Regions from separate parts of the Homo sapiens genome. Here region 1 is linked to region 2. A link is a contact called in ENCODE Hi-C or POLR2A ChIA-PET data. All regions are on one chromosome and are shown on one strand. Each heading gives the region's core, a stretch centred on a gene start or an enhancer-like site at or near the end of the contact. The rest is flanking DNA. Distances are from core to core; before and after follow the strand shown.

Evidence for each region. Hi-C counts contacts between places; a loop is a spot of excess contacts on that map. ChIA-PET counts read pairs that join two places held with the same protein, here RNA polymerase II (POLR2A). Pooled maps may share reads with other maps.
Region 1: a map of gastrocnemius medialis shows a loop between it and region 2 (4-fold over the local background). The contact joins two enhancer-like sites. A Hi-C loop is called at or near these places in 5 of 168 maps with a recorded cell type or tissue (Right ventricle myocardium inferior, body of pancreas, cardiac septum and 2 more) and 2 of 50 pooled maps. POLR2A ChIA-PET finds 5 or more read pairs at or near these places in 5 of 52 experiments (HCT116, MCF 10A, OCI-LY7 and 2 more).

Annotation. Positions count from the first base shown.
Region 1 is chr21:36,789,452-36,793,248 of GRCh38, reverse strand. The region is part of intron 6 of HLCS (holocarboxylase synthetase); the gene reads left to right. It overlaps LOC105369305 (a long non-coding RNA gene), which reads right to left. Exons shown (of 2, transcript XR_937700.3): 1 at 1-3,797. Among named protein-coding and RNA genes, the nearest start is that of SIM2, 92 kb to the right of the region's middle. Within about 2 kb of position 1,912, at least 5 of the 41 ENCODE cell types and tissues checked have a DNase peak (open chromatin) inside an H3K27ac peak, as active enhancers do; they include gastrocnemius medialis, where a contact is called at or near this core.
Region 2 is chr21:36,833,359-36,837,351 of GRCh38, reverse strand. The region is part of intron 6 of HLCS (holocarboxylase synthetase); the gene reads left to right. Among named protein-coding and RNA genes, the nearest start is that of HLCS-AS1, 130 kb to the left of the region's middle. Within about 2 kb of position 1,736, at least 2 of the 41 ENCODE cell types and tissues checked have a DNase peak (open chromatin) inside an H3K27ac peak, as active enhancers do; they include gastrocnemius medialis, where a contact is called at or near this core.

The DNA of each region.
Region 1 (3,797 bases), core at 663-3,162, 44 kb after region 2:
CACCTGTGGATGATCTTAGAACTCATGTAAGCAGCGGGGGTCGTAGAGAAAATGAATCGGTACCTAAGGCAATGTGCAGAAGTGAATGGAGCAATAGAAAGAAGAATTATTTGATGTAAACTAAAGATCTCAACAACTCGAATCAGGTTATTTAATCAGGAATCAAAAGCGCATGAGGGGTTCAAGTCCAACTGCAAAGCTTGGGGTTCTGGAGGACCACAGATGCAGCTGCCCCCAAGGATGCTGAGCATGTGACTACACATGCAAATGAAAGGGAAACAAAACCAAATGGATGGGGTGATGGGCAGAGTTAAGGTCTAGACAGCATTTTGAGATCTTTGCTGTCCTCACCATGAGTCACTCTAGAAAGCCTGGGGGTCACATGACTGAGGGGACACAGCCCTTTCCCCAGAGCCTCTCCCTGCATCCTCTCGTTCTTGCCCCTGGCTGCTGGCTCAGGAGGCACCACGTGTTGTAACAGCTCTGTGGTTCTGGAGTGAGACACAGGTTGTTGGCTTCGTTACTTGGGGATGAATGTTTGTCATAGGTACTGGGCATGCCTCTTGACAGCCATGTGACCCTGGATGAGTAACTTCAGTTCTCTGAGCAGGTGCCTCATCTACAAATGGGGATTGTCATTGCTCCCATCAGTCTAAGGAGGAAATGAAATCATAAGTAGCAGCTCACTCTGGACTGACGTAGCACAATTGGCTGATGATCATGGTCGTCCTCCTCCTCCCCCCGCTCCCTTCCCTTCCATCCCTTCCCTCCCCCTCTCCCTTCCCTCCCCCCCTTCTCCTTTTCTTGTCATCATCAGGGTAAATCGAAGGAAAGAGCCATTTTTGCAGGTCTAAACGGTTGAATGTTAGGGATTTCACATGGTTCCACCTGCTACTTCTGCTCTGACCACTGATAACAGTGACACACAGATGGCAGCCGTCCCTGGTCACACAGATGCCAAAGTGAGCTCATTCTCCTGCTGTGTGACAGAAGAAAAGGCTGACGGTCCCCAGAGCGTAGCGCTGGGAGCCTGCGGGGTAGCCGCCGGGTGATTTACCAGGGTCCCCTTCTAGGTTTCACTATTGGCACCTGGTTAATGGGAAGGGGATTTAGGGACCCGGTGCTGAGATGGTCTTTTACTGTTCTTCAGAGCAAAGTCCTGTGAACGCTGACAGGTAGCGCACTCACCTTCTAGGTTTGAAAGCTCGCTTGTTCCTGTCTGTGTGGCTGGCCCACACCTAACTGCCATGAGGTTTTTTTCCGCTGCCTTTCTGATGGCTTCACAGTGGGAAACCTGCTGTGTCCATCCCAGCCAGCCCTTTCTTTGTGAAAGTGGTAAGAAGATAACCCCATTCTAACTTGGTTGTTCTTTTTTCCTTTCCTTTTGCAAAGAGTGCTTTTGCCGGGGGTGGGGTGGGAGGCTGCAAGGGTTTTGGAGCCATGGAAACTTAATCCTTGTGTGTCCAGCAAACAGGCCCCTTGGAGCAGCCGCATTCCATGCAGCCCCGTGGCACCCGCTTCCGTGGCCCTCGAGGGCCCACCCTCGAGGGTGCTCGGCATTCTGTCTGAGCCCCAGCCTGCCTGTCTGCCATATTCCCCATCACCCCCTATTTCTCTCACATGGTACTAACCCACCTAGAGTAGGTTACATTTAATGGGGTGAGAAAAATCCACACCGTAAGAGAAAAGTCGCAGGTGAGGTCAAACTGCTTCCTCCCAGGAGGGAAAATGATTTTTTCTCCTCTCTGGCTCCCACACTGAAAATTCATACAAAAGGGCTCTTTTTATGTTTGATGTATTGCCTTTAAAAAACAAACCTTTCATGTTTTTTCATTTTTGGTTCATACCTCTTGGCCGACCCAGCAGGAACTTGGCAGTTGGTGAGCAGCTTCTCGCAAATGCTGAAAGCGGTCTCACTGAACAGTCACCGCTGCCCAGAGCCCTGGATGTGTGGGTTGGTGTGTACTCGGCTCCGGCAGGGGTGGGGGTCTGCATGTTGTTGCCCCGGACATCCTATGTGGGGTTTCCTTATGCGATTCTTGCTACTTGGTATGTATTTGAATTGTTTTTACAACAGAGGACGCTTCTTAGGGTTACCTGAGGCACGGTGAGCAGGTTTTATTTTGGACAAGCCTATATGTTGCTGTTTTTTTCTATTATGATTCATGTCCCCAAAGATCTCTGCTGAGGCATATTTAGCCAACTTTAAATACAAGCAAGCTCAAACAAAGGCACCCCTGCATCTATCATTTCATTTTCTTCTGTTTACAAAGCACATTGTCCTACACCCAGGTTCTTTGCCAACACCACTGCCAAATCAACACAGATGGACAAAATGGTGGACGGAATGGCTTAAGAACATTTTGCTGACTTCCTCATTTTTTTTCCACGGAGAGAACACCACAGTTCTGCCATCAGCTGCTCCCAGAACCTGAAGTGCTCTGCAGGCTGACAGAAACACTGCCCTGCCAGAGTGGTTAATAGCAGCTTCTGACCTGCCTTCCTGGGCAGACAGCCTCCTGCCTGTCTGAGCCTTCACAGCCCAGATTGGAGCATTCCTGCGTCCGTTTGCGTTTTTCTCCATGGATGATCAAAAGCATAAGATCGTGGGAAAGGCAGCCATTGAGCCACGGAAGCGTAAGATCATGGGAAAGGCAGCCAGATACAGAATATGTCTATGTGGTTGTTTCCTGTCTTCAATCTGAATGAAGAGCCAAGGAAACACCATAGGTCCCACTTCCTAATCCTCCATGATTTTGGTGTGTTTGTTGGCTGTTTTCACCCTCTACATCAGCCAACAAACACACACACCAAAATGTTTTTTTGTTTGTTTGTTTGTTTGTTTTGAGATGGGGTCCCACTCCATCGCCAGGCTGGAGTGCAGTCGCACGATCTCAGCTCACTGTAACCTTCACCTCCTGGGTTCAAGCAATTCTCCTGCCTCAGCCTCCTGAGTAGCTGGGATTACAGGTGCACCCCACCACACCCAGCTAATTTTTGTATTTTTAGTAGAGACAGGGTTTCACCATGTTGGCTAGGATGGTCTTGATCTCCTGACCTCGTGATGGGCCCACCTTGGCCTCCCAAAGTGCTGGGATTATAGGCATGAGCCACTGCGCCAGGCCCAAAACGGTTTTTAATGATAATACCCAGGGTGGGCAAGGATATAATGAAACAGGTACTTTTAAGCCTTGTTCAAACCCCAGTGGGAGTGTACATTAGAGCAACCTCTTGAAAAGCAGTGTGGCAGTAGGCATCAGGAGTTGTAAAAAGTTAATATCCTTGACCCATTGATACCACTTCTAGTAATCTACCCTTAAGAAATGATCAGATACATCGGAAAGTTCATACTCACAAAGATGTATAGTTAAGTACTCTGTACACACTCACTCAATGGAATATTGTCCATCAGCAGAAAGACTATGGCAAGATACAGAAATGCTCAGACCACTTAAAGTAAAAAGCAGGTTTCAATAAATTATTAATTCGTAGATTAAAATCTTAAAACATGCATCTTTGAGAAAGGACTAGAAAATGCGTAAGGTGGCAATCGTTGTGTTAGTATGTGTGATGAAATCTTTTGTTTCTGTTTTCCAGACTGTCGGGATTACTCTCATAATTTTTAAAATTAATAAACCAAATATCCTGTACACTTCCAACCATGGTAAAGGGAAACATTACTTTGGTCTTCACTAATTTAGAATTTGTGATTGTCTTGATACAGATTACATGGAAATTTCCTAGTTTATGGACACAAACAAAATTATAGGGAAAATGTATAAATTACTTGAGTAGAT
Region 2 (3,993 bases), core at 487-2,986:
TAAAAGGATCCCCACTTATTAAAACTTTACAGTATAGCATATAGTTTGTATAATGCTTCAGGTTTTCACAAAACTTTTATAAATAGCTTTCTGAACAATAAGCAGGTCAGGTCCCAATACCAAGAATGTCAAATGCCATGCAGTTTTTTATTTGTTTGTTTTGTTTTTTGAGACGGACTCTTGCTCTGTTGCCCAGGCTGGAGTGCAGTGGCACAATCTTGGCTCACTGCAACCTCCGCCTCCCAGGTTCAAGCGATTCTTCTGCCTCAGCCTCCAGAGTAGCTGGGATTACAGGCACATGCCACCACGCCTGGCTAATTTTTGTATTTTTGTAGACATGGGGTTTCACCATGTTGGCCAGGCTGGTCTTGAACTCATGACCTCAGGTGATCCACCTGCCTCAGTCTCCCAAAGTGCTGGATTACAGGCGTGAACCACCGTGCCCAGCCGCCGTGCAGTTTTTATATGTTTATTGACATTCAACAGGCAATTTTGGTCCAGTTCTGACTACATGAGAAAGAAGCTTAGATCATGCCTTGACACTTACCGCCTTAAAAAAAATTCCCTGATGAGCAGTGATGGTGAGCATTTTTTCATGTGTTTTTTGGCTGCATAAATGTCTTCTTTTGAGAAGTGTCTGTTCATGTCCTTTGCCCACTTTTTGATGGGGTTGTTTGTTTTTTTCTTGTAAATTTGTTTGAGTTCATTGTAGATTCTGGATATTAGCCCTTTGTCAGATGAGTAGGTTGCGAAAATTTTCTCCCATTTTGTGGGTTGCCTGTTCACTCTGATGGTAGTTTCTTTTGCTGTGCAGGGAATTGAACAATGAGAACACATGGACACAGGAAGGGAAACATCATACTCTGGGGACTGTTGTGGGGTGGGGGGAGGGGGGAGGGATAGCATTGGGAGATATACCTAATGCTAGATGACGAGTTAGTGGGTGCAGCGCACCAGCATGTCACATGTATACATATGTAACTAACCTGCACATTGTGCACATGTACCCTAAAACTTAAAGTATAATAAAAAAAAATTCCCTCAGGATTTTCACTGTCCTGGTAAGCAAATAATCATCCTGTTGCAGCCCCAGGGTAAGTGTAGCTCTTGCTCCTGTCTTGCAGTGGGAGAGGTGACTGTGGAAGGACATCGGCCCTTACCAGTATGGAGCTGTGTAAGTGGGGCCGTGTTCCAGAATAGTTTTGTCACAGTGACTAGGAGATTTTCTCGGGGGACTTTTGTGGGACTCTGCTACGAATACAAGCAAACCGTAATAAGAATGAAGGTTCGGACGTGGCACTGGGGATAGGAGTGGGGAGAGACCATGAGCAGATTTGCATGACATTCTTGGGTAAGGTGATGTGTTAGTTGTGGGCAGGGTGGTGGTGGGGTGTAGAAGGCCACTCTAAGCCAGGGGACTCCTGGTTTGATTTTAAAAATGGGAATCAGGTCTTTGTGGGTATTAAGAACACACAAAAGGGCCCATGGAAAGAGCATCACCTCTGACATGCCCGAAGGAATGTTCTCATGTCTAAAATTGTCTAGGTCCTCCTCATTGCTCACAAAACATGACATCTTCACAGAGGCTAATTAGACTACTCCATGGCATGCCTACTGGGGACAGCTGATCCAGGGTGTGTGGCAGCATCTTACTCCTGTGACAGCTGATTCTGCCCTGGATTGGGAGAGGTGCCCAGGGCCATAAACTCGGGAGAGCAGGGAGGCTGGGTGTGGCCTGCCTGGGCCAGTGAGAGTGGAGCTCCTCCCCAGAGTCTCACAGTGAGTAGGATACTACCCTGCAGCCCAGAGCTGCTGTCTGAACTATATTTGGATTTACAGGCTAGGGAGGGACAGAGTGATAAAATTACTGCTTCCAACTGTGATCTAGAGAAATTATGACTTCATAGTCCAGCTTTGACATATGCTCTGGATTTCATCTTACTGCTAATAAAATACATTTTAGTTGTCATTTGGCTTTAATCAAGTTTTTGACCCAAAAGGTGATAGTTATGATTATTGCTTTTGCCGCCTGATTTCTGTGGGGTTTGTATAGGCATATTCGTACTGAAAAGATCCTTGGCTCCATAAAACTCTTGACATAATGTGAAATTAAAATCTTTATGACTGTATTTAGGAAAGACTAAACCATCAGTGACTTTACTGATCATCTGAATCAGACGTCTTGGAATCCCCCATTTACTTTAAATCTTAGAAGCAGTTGCCTGCTCTGCTAGAAATGGCTCTTCCCCCAGCCTGTGGCTTTTGTCCGGCCAGGACATTGGGGAATGGGTGAGATGAGGCTGAAGACCCTCACCTGGGAATCTCGAGAATCTTCTGTTCTCGAGAAGGCTTCTAACAGGTGTCAGAGTGCTTAGCCTAACTCCTGACCCCCCACACTTCCTGCTGCTCATTGCTTTCTCCAAAGAAGTTATTCTCATCTTTCAGCCTAAAAATGTATTTTTGACCTCAGAATAGGATGCCTTAGAAGTGTCTGCTGGGGCCAGGTGTGGTGGCTCATGCCTGTAATCCCAGCACTATGGGAGGCCGAGGCAGGCGGATCACGAGGTCAAGAGATTGAGACCATCCTGGCCAACATGGTGAAACCCCATCTCTACTAAAAATACAAAAATTAGCTGGGCATGCTGGCATGTGCCTGTAGTCCCAGCTACACAGGAGGCTGAGGCAGGAGACTCGCTTGAACCCAGGAGGCAGAGGTTGCAGTGAGCCAAGATCGTGCCACTGCACTCCAGCCTGGCGACAGAGTGAGACTCCGTCTCAAAAAAAAAAGTGTTTGCTGGAAGAGTCTCTTCATACACAGCCTCAATCTGTGGGACCACTGAAAGCAGCCAGACAGTGTCAGGCTCGGCCACCCCTGGGCTCAGTCACTCTTGGGATTGGCCTCTCTGGCGCTTGGCCACTCGCCCACCTGGCTACTTTCAATGCTTGGCCCATCTTGGTCACACTTGGACATGCTCATGCTGGTGCTCAGTGACATTCCCTTTTCTCCCCTCATGCACACTCCCACAGACTCCCACACACTCACAAGGAGAAAAGAAGGAAGTTCACTTCCACATTTGGAATCTGGAACCTCATTACCTCAGTGTGTAGAACTTAGGTGAGTATAGTGACTCCCAGTATTCATGAAGAGCTGCAGTGTGTCAGGGGATAAATACAGCTATCCTTCAGTATCTGTGAGGGATTGGTTCCAGGACCCCGGCGTACGCCAAAGTCCGTGCGTACTCAAGTCTGGCAGTGAGCCCTGTGGAACCCTCGCCTAGGAAAAGTCAGCCCTCTGTACATTACAGGTTTTGCGTCCCACCAATACTATATTTTCAGTCTGCGTTTGGTTGGAAAAGAATCCACGTATAAGTGGACCCATGCAGTTCCAACCTGTGTCATTCACAGGTCCACTGTACTAAATTCTAGCAAATCCTCTTCAATCCGGGCAGTTGTGTAAAGGAGAATCATCTCTTCCCAAAACTCACGTCCATAGCTCGTGAGCAAATTTTGATCGCAGGAAATATTTTCAAGCTGCAGTTGTTCCAGTAGTCATTTTAGTTGGGAATCTTTGGCTCCTTTACCACTTGCTTATGTTTGAACTTCTTCATTTTATCTGATTTATCCCTCCCTGGTTTGACTGATGCCTTATCCTCTTCTGTTTATTTGAGGTATTTCCACAACTTATTCTGCCTTTACTGAATATTAAAATCTCCATACAGAGTCAGTGTCCAAATCAAATATATATATATATATATATAATTTTTTTTTAGACAGTCTCCAACTCTCTCCCTCAGGCTGGAGTGCAGTGGCATGATCTTGGCTCACTGCAACCTCCACCTCCCAGGTTCAAGCAATTCTCCTGCTTCAGCTTCCCGAGTAGCTGGGATTACAGGTGCATGCCACTACATCTGGCTTATTTTTGTATTTTTATTAGTGGCAGGGCTTCACCATGTTGGCCAGGCTGGTCTTGAACTCCTGACCTCAAGTGATCCA